Regions from separate parts of the Mus musculus genome. Here region 2 is linked to region 1. The links are chromatin loops, found by intact Hi-C in ENCODE. Cell type or tissue: gastrocnemius. All regions are shown on one strand.

Region 1 (8,000 bases):
CAAGCGTGGGCTTACACACACACACACACACACACACACACTCAGGTGCATGCCAGCTAATTTTGATATGCCTTGACTAGTTCAATGGCTAAGCACTTCTAAACCTCCCCAAAGCTAGCAAACACCCCCCTCTGGTATTCCTGAGTTAGCATCTTTTAAAATCTATATTTCCCCTCAGCTACCCCAGACCCTAGGGGCCACTTTCCCAGATTCTTACATGCCAGTGGGACTTTAAGTTTCATCTTTCTGCTTCCCCATCGTGGTGATTCTCTGTCTCTCCTCTCTCTTCCCTGGCCCACGAAATCTAAAAGTCCTGCCTCTGTCTCCCTGCCCAGCCATTGGCTGTACAGCAATTCTTTATTACCAATCAAAGCCAGCTGGGGGCAGGGTCCCTCAGGACTAGAGCGTGGCTTTGGGGACCAAACTAAGACAAAGCATTGAAACCAATTCCCAACTATTGTAATTCTGTTTATTTAATGTGAAATGGTGTTCACACAAAAATCTGTATGTGGATGCTTACAGCAGCTTTATTCATAATAACTCTCAACTAGAATAACAATTTACATGTCTGTCCTTCAAGTATTTAAGTATGTGGTAAGTACATAAACTACTTGTAGTGTACCCACACTGTGGAATACTACTCAGTCTTGAAAAGGAACTATTGACATCAATAACACCCGAAAGAATGCTATAGAATTATGTTAATTTTTATTTTAAAAGGTAGTCTTAGAGCTGAGGCTGTCATTTAGTTGACAGAGTACTTACCTAGCATGCACAAATCCCTGTGTCTCTAGCCCTGCATAAGCTGGATGTGGTGATACATGCTTGTAATCCTAGCATTTGGAAAATGGCAGCTACATGGTCATGGCTACATATCGAGTTCAAGGCCACCTGGAGGATTTGAGAGCCTACCTAAAACAATTCTAAAGGCTTTATGATACCATTTAAAACAGTCTTAAGATGAAAAAATAACAGGGATGGAAACAGATTCCAGTTGCCCAGCATCTATGACACAGTGGGAGGAGTGTGTGTGGCTATAGAGGAGGCTCCTAGGACTATTCTGTCATGACCACATCAAACAGAAATCTTAGCTGTAATATGGGCCTACAGCATTAAGATGTTACCACTGAGCCAAGCCATGTACAGGATACAGGGGATCTCCCTGTACTGTTTGGTTTGGTTTGGTTTGGTTTGGTTTGGTTTGGTTTGGTTTGGTTTGGTTTGGTTTGGTTTGGTTTGGTTTGAGCTACATGTGAATATACTGTCATTTCAAAACAACAATCTTACTTTTAAAAAGTAATTGGGATTTATTTTACTGCCCAGCATGATCTATCCTCAAGAATGTCCCATGTGTGTTTTTGAAGGACGTGTGTAGCACTGTGGTTTTGACTACAGTTTTGACAGATCAACACACTCATAATAACTGAAGTCTATGTCTGCTAAATCTAAAATCTTGAGCCACTAAAAGACTTGTGTATTGATTGCTGCCGATCGGTTTTCTGTTGCTCTGACAAAGATGCCCGAGATGATAACTTATATAGGCAAGCGTATAATTGAAGAGAGCCAGTAAATCCCACATCCTTTGCTAGGTCTCAAGAACACGTTAAAAGCTCAGGCTGTTTCCAAGCTGACATCATCCTTCCTTCTTACTTTCAAGACCTCACATTACTGAAGGAGGAGTAGCCAACTGGTATACCAAGAGACTCAAGGCTGCTCACAGCCTTATCGAGCTCTCTGGGCTAAAGAATGCATCCCTGCAGTAGAGCTGGATGAAGCTCCCTTTATCCCCAGTATATACAAGCATTTCTTTGGCTTTCATCTTCCAGCTCTTTGAGATTGCTGACTGGTCTATCTAGTTGTCCCAGCTAGTATGGAAACCTTAGGCTAGCTGTGACACGGGCTTCTCTAGTTTTATCTTACCAGCCTTGAACATGCCATGTGCTGTGTGTCCTGTTCTCCTCACAGCCGATGCTCAGTCTACAGAAGAGACCTCAGTTCTAGCCCAAGCCACCCTTCATTTTCATTGTTTTTACTAAAGTCAAACAGGAATCCTTAAATGGATGCTCCCCAGTCTAGTATGTGGAATGTAGGTCAATGCCCCCTCAAGTTGTTTTGCAGTCACAACCCAAGCAACTCACTGCAAAAATATCACCAGATGATGATGCTCTTGACCTGTGTATACTCATTTTTAAATCTGTCTAGAACTATTCATTAGTAAACTCCAACGCTGCTTCAATTTGTTTCAGAAGTTGAAGACATTTACTGCCCTAACCTCCAAAGCGCAGACATGCAGCACAGTGGGCTGCCCCGTGGTTATTTGCCCTGGTGACTGTGCCGCTGATGGAGGCTGAGAGCTGCTGTCAACACTTCACACACTAGACTAGGAGCAGGTCAAAATTTGAAATCCAAAGAGTCATTTTTACCAAACACACAGTTTTTATACAATAGAAAAAAAAAAAATTCCAAAGCTCCTAGGTCAATCTATTTTAAGATGAAAACCCTATATCTACCCAAAACTGAATCTCAGAATTGTCCCTATCCCAACTAAATACAAATGGAAACTCTGTTCTTCCATCTGCTAAGGTGAAAAGCCTTGAGTTTTTACTGTCCCTATTTTTTCTTCACCTCAATAATTCCAACCGCAAATTCTAATCACAGACAAGCAGACCCTGCTCACATCATCACCACCTCCACGGGGACCCATACCATCATCTTGCTAGGAATTTTGCAGGGACCTTGTCAATGGACCTTCCTGTGTCTCTCAGCCTCCCCAATCCCTTCTTAGGACACTCTATCTCACAGGTACCCATCCCACTCCCAGTGAAAGCAAGTGCCACTCTTGGTTCCCTGGCTCCTCTGACTTCAGCTGTGGTTCTCATTTTACTCCTGCATCAGCCATGTGTCCTCGGGACACAGGAGCTATGTGGTGATTCGTTAGTAAGAAATAGCACCAGCGAAGAGCGAAAGTGCAGATTTCTAGAGCAGCTATTATGTCTATGGCTGAGACAGTGTCCAAGGAAGGGCATATTCCCCTGTCCACCATCACCACCAAGCCTGAGAGCCAGGCCAGGCTGGACAAGGAGGCTGTGGCTCAGTATAGAAGCCACTGGGCATCTCATTATCAGAACTTGCTACACATCTGCCAGAGGAAAGCACTACTGAGGAACCTCCTCCCTCAGACCCCATGACACCACCCCCCCAAGTGTGCCAGAGGAAGCTGCCTAGTGCCAGTGCCCGCTGTGCATCACAAAAGCCCCTTTTCCTGCCAAGTTTTGGTGTCAGAGAAATCACCCAGGCTGCAAAGGGACAGTCTCTTCTGACAATGTCTCTCCAGCACCCTCTACTGACAAACCTAAACAACTGTCTTGAGAAGAAAAAAGGGGAGAGTGGATTTGGAGCTGACAGGAAACCTTCCAGCTGTTTTATACAGCAAGACCAGCACCTCTGTATTGAGTGAAAGCTCTCTAGCTTCCTACAGGCACCTGTTCATCTTGTTTCCAGTCGACTATAATGAAGCAGAACGGTATCCCAGACAGTCCATCTCCTCCAGTGATTACCATTACTCAGCATCGCTCATTTGCATATCCGTTCACTTTCCACTAAAATGCAGGCTCCTCCGGGACAGGAGCTTGTTCTGTTCTGTTCGTTCTTGTGGACCCAGCAGAGTTGCCTAGAAACGAATGGTGTCTAGCACACAGTAGGTGCTCAATAAATATACATGCACTGCTTTACATTAGGAGCACATAGCAAGAGCGGACAAATACCAGCCACTATCATCTGGACAGCAACACACTTCCCATGATGGCACTCCTCTTTAGATTGCCCCCAAGATCTCTTGGCTCTTCAATCCCTTTAGGGCTTATGTACACACAGAAATTTATTCATGTCAGAAATATGCAGCACTCAGGATGCTGAGACAGGAAGATGAGCTTGAGGCTACCCTGAAACCAACTCTCCCCACCCCACCCCACCCCCGCTCCCTCCCCTCCTCCTTCCTCCTCCCCCTCCCCTTCTCCCACTCCCTCCCCCCTACACACACACACAAGGGGAACCGGGACTCAGATCAAGAATAAAGCATCACCAGCCCCCTGCAAGTGCTGTGTCAAGTTATCCAGTCCGGCTCCTCCGTCACAGAAGTTAGTTCTTATACATTGTTCATATGTTTTGACTTTGAACTTTGACATTTGTTACTTGACAACTTGTAGAGAAGATTCAAACTGCCATGTGTTGCTGCAGACCCACGGTGTAAGATGCTCCACTGTACAAATATACAAGTTGTCTAATTTAATGTTGATATGTATTTAGGTAGTGTCCAATTTATGAATACGGCTTTGCATGTATTCTCATGTCTGTCTTTTTGAGACTATGTCAACATTTTTCTATCAGGCATATATTTTAGTATGAAAATGCTAAATCATAGAATATGTGTATGCTCAACTTTACTAAAAAATCCCCCACCTAAAACTGACTCTCAGTCTGTTAGTCCAACCCACTCTGTAAGTAAAGCTTAGAGCCCTTAGTAAGGAATTCTGGCAATGCACTTGTTTCTCTTTTGATGCCCAGCTAAACATTGGTTTATTAAACAGAAAGAAAGATATAACATACACAAGAGTAAACAACTCCATAGCTAAGTCTAAAGCTACAGATCTGACTCCTAAAGCAAGGGAAAAAGTGTTATAAGGAAAGTGGAGGGGAAAAAAAGACGAAGAGAGAAATGGAGACAGACACAAACTCCAAGTCCTGGCATCCAGGCCCACACTCGAGGTCCAAGTCTTCTTCACAGAGTGGTGCAATGCTGCCTCCTGGTGGATCTGGACTTTCCAAGTTCATCATTTTAAATGCATCTGATTCTCAAAACTTGGTAATGTACATATTTAAAAGGCTCCAAATGATATTCAGTGTAAATTTCCCCTTTCATTTTGTTCCTCTCAAAGCAGGCTCTTCCCATAAGCAACTCATTCCTGAGATAGATTACTGGTAGGTGCGCCTGGACTCAGCAATTTCCTTACTTCTAACACCAGACTTTAAATCAGAAATACTGCTAATAATTTGGAAAATCCAAAGAAAAGTATTTCCATATACTCTAAGTCATGACTACCTGATTTGTGGTTATTAAAAAGAAATCAAGAATATGAATTTCCCAAAGTGTTCCCACTCCTGGTCTACATTTTAATTATCAAGAAAGTTGATTAAAGTTAATTTCCTTGAAAGTGAGTCCATTTGCCCTGTTACATGTTAGACACAACTGACAGTTTACTAGGTCCTCCTTAGAGGACCAGTGGCAATCATTATAAAGACTCGTCAGCATAGGTGATTATCTCCGCAAACCTTTCCTCAACACAATCGATGACATTAACTTCACAGTGCAAAAGAGAAACAATACATATATAATTTTGCATACCAACTGCCATAGTAGACTTTTTCCTTGATAACTGCCAATTCTAAGGAGGACCTAGTAAACTGTCAGTTGTGTCTAACAATGTAACAGGGCAAATGGACTCACTTTCAAGGAAATTAACTTTAATCAACTTTCTTGATAATTAAAATGTTTACATCCTTTGACTCAAATTCCATTTAATTAGCTAAAGCCATCTCATTGTTAGTGAAAAAAAAATAAGTTAACTGTCCAGTCACAGAGAACTGGTTAATAGTGGTACTTCACTCATCATGTTTATATATAAAGATCTGAGATGTTTTTGACAGCGCAAGCCTGTAATTCCAGCTACTCGGGAATTGGCAAGTGGGGACTAAACTTAAGGTCTGTCTGAATTTAAGTAAATTTAAAGCTAAAGTGGGCAACTTAGACACCGTCTCAAAATAAAGAGGGCTGAGGACATGGCTTCGGCAGTAGAGCAATTACCAACCATGGCCAAGGTCTTCAGGTTCAATCTCCAAGACTGCAACAAAGAGAAGCTCTTTCTGGGCTGCTAAGATGGTTCAACAGGTAAAAGTGCTGGCCAGATGACCCTTTAAGACCAAGGAATGAAACAACCCCCACAAGTTGTTCTCTGACCTCCATGTGCACACCACGGTTCACACTTTCACATATACACACTACATTTAATTTTAAATAATTAAAGGCTAGGCTAAAGACACGGTGCAGCGTTAACAGCACTGGCTGCTCCTGCAAAGGAGTTAGGCTCTGTTCCTAACATCGACAGTGACTCACAAAGGGATATGGCACCTGGTCTGGCCTCTGGAGAAACTGGGCAGGGAGAGTATACTTAGTAACATACACCCGCCAAGATACTCCCACATAAATTATCTTAATATAACCTCTGGAGAAACTGGGCAGGGAGAGTATACTTAGGAACATACACCCGCCAAGATACTCCCACATAAATTATCTTAATATAAAAAAAAATATTTTTGAGTATATAAAAACACAACAAAAAGGAACGAACACCCAGAGAAGTGGCAAGCACTGGATGCTGGGACTCCATTTTCCTTCAAGTCACTGGTTTTGCAAATATTTTTCCCTTCATCCTTTGGTACACTAAATTTCACAATTCTGATGAAGTCCCTGGCAACTTTTGTTGTTGTTGTTGTTGCTTACGCTTTCAGTGTCAAACCTAAAAACCCACCATCATAAATAGTGAATAATGGTTTGTATTCCTTATACTCAGTCTATCTTTTTACCTTTTCTAGATTGTCGAGTGAGGAGAATGGAGTGCAGTAGAGGTCTGTGGTCATTCCTGTCTCAACATTACCTGTTTGAGATGCTTTTTTTAATTACCTTCAAGCTTACCTCCATAGTCCAGGGCGTCTCTCAATTCCCATCTCTATTCAGCCCATGCCTAGATGCAGCTATTGTACTCTACCACAGCTTTGACAGCTACCTAGACCTTAAACATCTTACTTTGAAAATTGTGGCTGTTCAAGACTCCCTGTGGTACACAAAATTAGCATGTTTCTTTTAACTATTCCACTAGACTTAGGAGAATCAAACTCACTTAAGTGGTATAACTCGCTTAATAATCATGTTCCAACCCATCTTTCCTCATTTCCTTTCACAATTTTTCATTTTCAGAAACCTTAGACCTCTTTGATGCCTATTCTTCTGGTTGCTATCTGTGATCACTAACCTTAGTTGTCAACTTGACTAAATTTACAATTAACTAAAAACTGGGTGCACCTGAGGCATTTTTTTTCTTAATAAAATCACTTGACCTGGGAAGACCCACTTTTAATCCAGATCTTTTGAGGTGGAAAGATCCATCTGTAATCTGGGCCTTCTGCTGACAACCTATATAAAGCACATGAAAAACAGAAACTTGCCCTTTGCCTTCTTACTCTTGCTGGCAAGAGAGCCACTTCCTTGGGATTGTGGTGAATACTGAAAACAGACATCCAGCCTTGTGGACTAAACTACTGGATTCTTGGACTTTCTATGGATAGACAGCCGTTGTTGGAGCAGTTGGACAACAGTCTATAAGCCAATCTAATAAACCCCTTCTATAATTCATTTTGTAAGCTCTGTTCTAGAGAACTCAATTCACTATCCCAACTATTAGTTTCCTTTCCAGACTGACACTGGTATAAACTTGTATCCATTTCTACCCTACAACTTTGCTCAATGTGTTCACTCACTGGCTGCCTATGGACTTGCACCTTCCTGGACACACAATCCTATCATCTGCAGTTCCTTACTCTCCTAGCCACACGTCTTCTTCCCACTGCCCTAACTACAGCTTCCAGCACCCAGTGAACAGCCACAGCAGCAGCTTCATGTTGGCTGTGCAGCCACTCCCCACCCTGACAGTGCAGGGAATCAAATCTAGCTTTGCACATATTGGACAAACATTCCATCATTAAGCCACATCCCCCAGCCTTAGCTGAGGGATTTTTATTATTCAGAATTTCCTTCTGTTCCCAGTTTGATCATGAAAGGATAATGGGACTGATCACTGACTCTTCACCCCTGCTAATGTGACTTCAGAACTACCACTGCATGCCAAGAAACCAAACACCTCCATGGTTCACCACTAGTCTTGATGCAC
Region 2 (8,000 bases), 99 kb before region 1:
CAACAGATCCTGAAGAAATCCAAAACACTATCAGATCCTTCTACAAAAGGCTATACTCAACAAAACTGGAGAACTTGGATGAAATGGAGAAGTTTCTAGACAGATACCAGGTACCAAAGTTGAATCAAGATCAGGTTAATGATCTAAACAGCCCCATATCCCCCAAAGAAATAGAAGCAGTCATTAATAGTCTCCCAATCAAAAAAAGCCCAGGACCAGATGGGTTTAGTGCAGAGTTCTATCAGACCTTCAAAGAAGATCTAATCCCAGTTCTTCACAAACTATTCCACAAAATAGAAACAGAAGGTACTCTACCCAACTCATTCTATGAAGCCACAATTACTCTGATACCTAAACCACAAAAAGACCCCACAAAGATAGAGAACTTCAGACCAATATCCCTTATGAATATTGATGCAAAAATCCTCAATAAAGTTCTTGCTAACCGAATCCAAGAACACATCAAAACAATCATCCATCCTGACCAAGTAGGTTTCATCCCAGGGATGCAGGGATGGTTCAATATACGGAAATCCATCAACGTAATCCAGTATATAAACAAACTCAAAGACAAAAACCACATGATCATCTCGTTAGATGCTGAGAAAGCATTTGACAAAATCCAACACCCATTCATGATAAAAGTCTTGGAAAGATCAGGAATTCAAGGCCCATACCTAAACATGATAAAAGCAATCTACAGCAAACCAGTAGCCAGCATCAAAGTAAATGGTGAGAAGCTTGAGGCAATCCCACTAAAATCAGGGACTACACAAGGCTGTCCACTCTCTCCCTACCTATTCAACATTGTACTTGAAGTCCTAGCCAGAGCAATTAGACAACAAAAGGAGATCAAGAGGATACAAATTGGAAAGGAAGAAGTCAAATTATCACTTTTTGCAGATGATATGATAGTATATATAAGTGACCCTAAAAATTCCACCAGAGAACTCCTAAGCCTGATAAACAGCTTCAGTGAAGTAGCTGGATATAAAATTAACTCAAACAAGTCAATGGCCTTTCTCTACACAAAGGACAAACAGGCTGAGAAAGAAATTAGGGAAACAACACCCTTCTCGATAGCCACAAATAATATAAAATACCTAGGCGTGACTCTAACTAAGGAAGTGAAAGATCTGTATGACAAGAACTTCATGTCTCTGAAGAAAGAAATTAAAGAAGATCTCAAAAGATGGAAAGATCTCCCATGCTCATGGATTGGCAGGATCAATATAGTAAAAATGGCTATCTTGCCAAAAGCAATCTACAGATTCAATGCAATCCCCATCAAAATTCCAACTCAATTCTTCAACGAATTAGAAAGGGCAATCGGCAGATTCATCTGGAATAACAAAAAACCTAGGATAGCAAAAACTCTTCTCAAGGATAAAAGAACCTCTGGTGGAATCACCATGCCCGACCTAAAGCTGTACTACAGAGCAATTGTGATAAAAACTGCATGGTACTGGTATAGTGACAGACAAGTAGACCAATGGAACAGAATTGAAGACCCAGAGATGAACCCACACACCTATGGTCACTTGATCTTTGACAAGGGAGCTAAAACCATCCAGTGGAAAAAAAGACAGCATTTTCAACAAATGGTGCTGGCACAACTGGCTGTTATCATGTAGAATATTGCGAATTGATCCCTTACTATCTCCTTGTACTAAGGTCAAATCTAAGTGGATTAAGGAACTCCACATAAAACCAGAGACACTGAAACTTATAGAGGAGAAAGTAGGGAAAAGCCTCGAAGATATGGGTACAGGGGAAAAATTCCTCAATAGAACAGCAATGGCTTGTGCTGTAAGATCGAGAATTGATAAATGGGACCTCATAAAATTGCAAAGCTTCTGCAAGGCAAAAGACACCGTCAATAAGACAAAAAGACCACCAACAGATTGGGAAAGGATCTTTACCTATCCCAAATCGAACAGGGGACTAATATCCAATATATATAAAGAACTCAAGAAGGTGGACTCCATAAAATCAAATAACCCCATTAAAAAATGGGGCTCAGAACTGAACAAAGAATTCTCACCCGAGGAATACCGAATGGCAGAGAAGCACCTGAAAAAATGTTCAACATCCTTAATCATCAGGGAAATGCAAATCAAAACAACCCTGAAATTCCACCTCACACCAGTCAGAATGGATAAGATGAAAAATTCAGGTGACAGCAGATGCTGGCGAGGATGTGAAAAAAGAGGAACACTCCTCCATTGTTGGTGGGATTGCAAGCTTGTACAACCACTCTGGAAACCAGTCTGGCGGTTTCTCAGAAAATTGGACATAGTACTACCAGAGTATCCAGCAATACCTCTCCTGGGCATATATCCAGAAGATGTCCCAACCGGTAAGAAGGACATATGCTCCACTATGTTCATAGCAGCCTTATTTATAATAGCCAGAAGCTGGAAAGAACCCAGATGCCCCTCAACAGAAGAATGGATACAGAAAATGTGGTACATTTACACAATGGAGTACTACTTAGCTATTAAAAAGAATGAATTTATGAAATTCCTAGGCAAATGGATGGACCTGGAGGGCATCATCCTGAGTGAGGTAACCTAATCATAAAGGAACTCTCACAATATATACTCACTGATAAGTGGATATTAGCCCAGAAACTTAGGATACCCAAGATATAAGATATAATTTGCTAAACACATTAAACTCAAGAGAACGAAGACCAAAGTGTGGACACTTTGCCCCTTCTTAGAATAGGAAACAAAACACCCATGGAAGGAGTTACAAAGACAAAGTTTGGAGCTGTGACGAAAGGATGGACCATCTAGAGACTGCCATATCCGGGGATCCATCCCATAATCAGCTTCCAAACGCTGACACCATTGCACACACTAGCAAGATTTTGCTGAAAGGACCCAGATATAGCTGTCTCTTTTGAGACTATGCCAGGACCTAACAAACACAGAAGTGGATGCTCACAGTCAGCTATTGGATGGATCACAGGGCCCCCAATGGAGGAGCTAGAGAAAGCACCCAAGGAACTAAAGGGAACTGCAACCCCATAGGTGGAACAACAATATGAACTAACCAGTACTCCGGAGCTCTTGACTCTAGCTGCATATGTATCAAAAGATGGCCTAATAGGCCATCACTTGAAAGAGAGGCCCATTGGACTTGCAAACTTTATATGCCCCAGTACAGGGGAATGCTAGGGCCAAAAAGGGGAAGTGGGTGGGTAGGGGAGTGGGGGGGGGGTGGGTATGGGGGACTTTTGGTATAGCATTGGAAATGTAAATGAGCTAAATACCTAATAAAAAATGGGGAAAAAAAAGAAAAATGTTAATACTGTGTGAGTTAACCTTCAACATCTTGTCAGTCCTTCCTGGAATGCTGTAGAGAAAGCTATTTATTCTGATTTGGTTTCTTTCCTAGAGCTATGGAGGTGGGCTCAGATCACACCTGCAGACAGAATATTTAGCCAGCAGTTTGTAGACTATTTACTGCTTTTACTCATCCTCTGTATTATGCTCCAGACGAGGCATCCATCACTCTTAGAGGCTAGCTAGCCAGAGATGCCTGGTGCCCTTAGGATGTAGCCATTGCTGTCTAATTTCATTGTTTATATGAGACTTTCATCAAGACTTGGTTCAAAGATGGGAGTTCAGGCATGGGTGAAACTGAGGAAGTGGTGAAAAGCAAGCTGCTTGTTTGTGGCAGTGTCACTAGAATCTCCTGAAATATCTCTCTCTCTCTCTCTCTCTCTCTCTCTCTCTCTCTCTCTCTCTGTGTGTGTGTGTGTGTGTGTGTGTGTGTGTGTGTGTGTGTGCAAAGCAGCATTACTCAAGATGTCATAGAATCTGGTTCTAGTTTTTTTATCTGTTCCCCTAACATTACTGAAGCAATACAAATGCTGAAGATATGCCTTTCTGCATCAGCCTAGGGCCTCTGTCCTGGTCTAACCCCACAACTTTGGTGTTGTCTCCTCATACTCTGTCCCGTGTAACTCATTGGCTCCTGTATCGACACAGTAATACCTCACTTCACTGTGCATTTAGCTGGGAATGTTCCCGCTGTGGTGACCAGAATAAAGTTGTTTATTAACATAAGAAAAAGAAACTATAGCCATTGTAACTTTCTATCCATGCTAAGGATGAGAAGGAGAGGGACAGCTCACTGTAATATTAATGGTAGCCAGCAGAGGGAGAGCTAGACTAGAATTACCCTGAAACCAGTGACTTGAATGGGCAATCGAGACTGAGAACCAAGGCCCTAAAGAATGGATTAAAAGCACATTGGAAACTTCTTAAAATTGCACAAATACCTTATTCCAACATGGGAAGGGCAGGGTGTTGGTGTTGGTGGAGGTTAGATGTGTACTGAGCACTCTAGCATCCATCTGTCACTAGTCCCAGTCACTGCTGCTTTCGTACCCAATCGTCTTGTACTGTGCTTTAGACTTTCATTCTCTGACTGTGACTTTAGTTAGAACAAGGAGCTAAAGGGATCTGCAGCCCTATAGGTGGAACAACAATATGAACTACCCAGTACTCCCCAGAGCTCGTGTCTCTAGCTGCATATGAATCAGAAGATGGCCTAGTCGACCATCAGTGGAAAGAAAGGCCCATTGGTTGTGCAAACTTTATATGCCTCCGTACAGGGGAATGCCAGGGCCAAGAAGTGGGAATGGGTGGGTGAGGGAGTGGGTGGGGAGCGTGTGGGGGACTTTTGGGATAGCATTGGAAATGTAAATGAAATAAATACCCCCCCCCCAAAAAAAAGAACATCAAGGACCCAGCACAGCATCCACATGTGTGCAACTGGGAGCACAACCTTGTCGGATCCTTAAAGGCATCTCAGAGTGCCTTCTCCTTGCTAGCTTGACAGAGACTAGAGTTACCAGAAGATGGGCCCCTGGACGTGTGTGTGTGTGTGTGTGTGTGTGTGTGTGTGTGTTACTTTATGTTAATTGGTGGTGCCATTCCCTGGCTGGCTCCAGACAGCAGAGGTGGAGAAAGGGAGGAGAGCAATGGCATGTGTCCATCCATTGCTTCCTGCTTCTTGACTGTAAATGCAATGTGACCCAGCTGTTTCAAGCTTTCTGTCACAAAACCTTCCCGGCAACAGAACTGGGACTGTAACACATAACTGTGAGCCAAAACAAATCCTCTCTCCTTTCAGTGTTGGGGGCTTTGAGTTATTTTGTTTGGGTTTGGTTTTTGGTTTTTGACAAGGTCTTGTTATGTATCCTGGGCTAGGCTGGACTCATTATATAGATCAGGCTGCCATGGGGTTCATCTGTCTCTACCTCTCAAGTCCTGGGAGTAAAGGCATGCACCACCATGCCTTGCCCTTGGTTTTCTTTTGCCTGGGCATCTTACCACAGGTGGTGGTTTGAATAGGAATGTCCCCATGAGCTCATGTGTTGAATGATTGGTCATTAGGGAGTGGTGCTAGTTGACAGGGATTAGGAGGTGTGGCCTTATTGGAGTAGGTGTGGCCTTATTAGAGGAAGTATGTCACTGGGGATGGGCTTTGAGGTTTCAGGGGCCCGAGCCAGGTCTTGTGGCTCTTTCTTCCTGCTGCCTTTGGATCTGGATGTAGAACTCTCAGCTCCCATGTTTGCTTATGTGTCATCATGCTTCCCCCCATGACAATAATGAAACTGTAAGCAAGAGCCAGTTAATGCTTTCTTTTACAAGAGTTGCCATCATCATGGTGTCTCTTTACAGCAATAAAACACTGACTAAACCAGATAGGTACATAGGGCTGTATTGTCTTAGCCCATACTTTATATATGTTTAAAATGTTCCATGATAAAATATACACATCCATGAAAACACACACTCAGGAGATGAAATTCAGTAATGAGGTCCTCTACAAAGCAATGAAAGCGCTGTCAAACTTTGTGAGATTAGATTTGCAAAGTTCTTGAAATCAACCAAAGTTATAGCAAGCTGATAGACACTCATTCAAAACAAACTAAAAACAAAAAACAAAAAACAAAAATCCTTGCTGAATCTCAGTAAAGGTCTAGACTTGTGACTTTATTTCTTGATCCATTTCTCTTCCCCATTCTCTATGGAAGCCTTAAAACCAAGATGTCATAGTAGTTACACCAGTGGTCAGGTTTTGGCACTCCAGAAAGCTTCCCAGATGGAAGAGTGCTTGCTTGTCACACGTAAAGCCCTGGGTTTCATTCCTAACACAGTGAAATAAGGGAGAGAGTAGGGAGGAGGGCAGTGTGGAAAGAAAGTTCCCTGTAGAATATTGTTATTGTTTGATCTAGAAAGATCCATTTCCTGAAGTTATCCTCATCTTGTCTGAGCTGAAGCTTTTTCTGCAGGGAAATCCTGTCCTTGGGATTTTTGCCAAAGCAGTCATCAGCAATTGTTCAGCCTGGGACAGTGATGTCACTTGCGCTAAGCAAGAGTCTGATAAAACTGTAAGATTTTGGAAATAAAATGTCTGAAATGAAAAGATCTAGCTTAATCCTGAGGATGGAGATATATCTGTACCTATGCTATGTCTGCATCTATATCATCTACCTATACCTATCTATGTAATCAATATCTACATCATCTATCTCTATATCATCTATAGATCTCTATCCTTATATCTGTATCATTCATCTATGGCTGTGTCATGTAAACATGAGGCGATGCTCACAGAAAATTAGAGCAATCCCTAATATTTCTCATCTGTCTGGTCTTGATGCCTTGCTCAATGGTGTCAGACAGTTACATTTCTCTTTATCCTTTCCTTTTGTTTCTCTGATGGGATTATCTCAATGGACTCTCTTCAAGGCCACTAATTATTTTTTCCACCATCTGTAATCCAAGGAGGACATGAAGGTTAAAGCAGAGTTATAGAACTATGAGTCTCTTAGCAAAAGGTGAGAAGACTTACTATTATTTATGGTGGTTTAGATGGGAATGGCCCCTAATGCTTATATATTTGAATTGTCTGGTTTCCAGTTGGCAGAACTATTTGAGAAGGATTAGGAGGTGTGGCTAACATAGAGGAAACATGCCACTGGAGGTGGGCTTTGAGGTTTCAAAAGTTCATGTCAGGCCCGGTCTCTCTCCCCTCACCTCTTCCTCTCCCTCTCCCTGCTCCTCTCTACACACACACACACACACACACACATACACACACACACCCCTCATGGTTATAGATTAGATGGAAATTTTCAACTGCTGCTCCAGTGCCATGCCTGCCTGCTGCCAGGCTCCAGCCATGATGGTCAGGGACTAACTCTCTGAAACTGTAACCAAGTTCCCAATGAAATGCTTTCTTTCATAAGTTGCCTTGGTCATGGTGTCTCTTCACAGCAATAGCACAGTAACTAAGATACTATTCAAAGAGTGTAAGAAAATACGTGATCAGTAGCTGACCACTAGGTCATCGGAGCAGAAATAAAAATTGCACACTCAAAAAAATATATAAATCTGATTATATGGAATGTCTTTTGATCTTTTGATAAAAATTATAAAACTCTCTACCCCAAAAGGCTTTACATGTGTAGCTGCTGTGTCAGTGTGCATCAATAGGTGGCAGAGAGGAGAGAGGCTGTGTCCTAACCTATGAACAATTGAATAAAAGAAGCAAGTGGTAGAGAAGTGGAAGAAAAAAAAGAGAAATAGAGGATGTGGTCACAATGAAGAGAGTCAGAACTGGAGACTCAGAAGTAGTGAGGAACAGCCTGATGTGAGTAGCTGTTGATGCCGCCTGAGACCATGGTGGGGTCCTGGCCTGTGATGTCACTGGGGACTATGTCTGGGTCTGTGGCCCTACAGCATCAGGAGTCTGTTACAACCAAAGGCCTGGCAGACATGCCTGGTCTGGGCAGCCACTCTGGGACATCTTGATGTCTGAGAGAGCTGTGCAGAACTGGACTCACCCCTTGCCTGGGAGTTATGGGAGAGCTGGCCCTGGGGATGTGAGAGCACAAGAGCTGACCCTGCCCCTAGCCAGCTGAAGTACTCAGGAAAGAAGCCCCTGCACGTTGCCCAGGAAGCACAGTAGAC

What was found. Hi-C counts contacts between places; a loop is a spot of excess contacts. Peaks named below come from ENCODE experiments on the same cell type or tissue, not always from the same donor. Only the 100,000 strongest peaks of a DNase experiment are listed, where the experiment ranks them.
Region 2: it touches region 1 in a loop (7-fold over the local background); 18 of 42 quality-filtered maps call a loop at or near these places.

The regions. Positions count from the first base shown.
Region 1 is chr2:130,163,272-130,171,271 of GRCm38, forward strand. No RefSeq gene overlaps it. Among named protein-coding and RNA genes, the nearest start is that of Snrpb, 12 kb to the right of the region's middle. In gastrocnemius, CTCF peaks have their summits at 3,358 (motif pointing left) and 4,804 (motif pointing left); DNase peaks (open chromatin) are centred at 3,226 and 4,787; H3K27ac peaks cover 459 bases.
Region 2 is chr2:130,064,254-130,072,253 of GRCm38, forward strand. It overlaps the pseudogene Gm22424. Among named protein-coding and RNA genes, the nearest start is that of Gm24665, 18 kb to the right of the region's middle. In gastrocnemius, a CTCF peak has its summit at 4,164 (motif pointing right); a DNase peak (open chromatin) is centred at 4,173.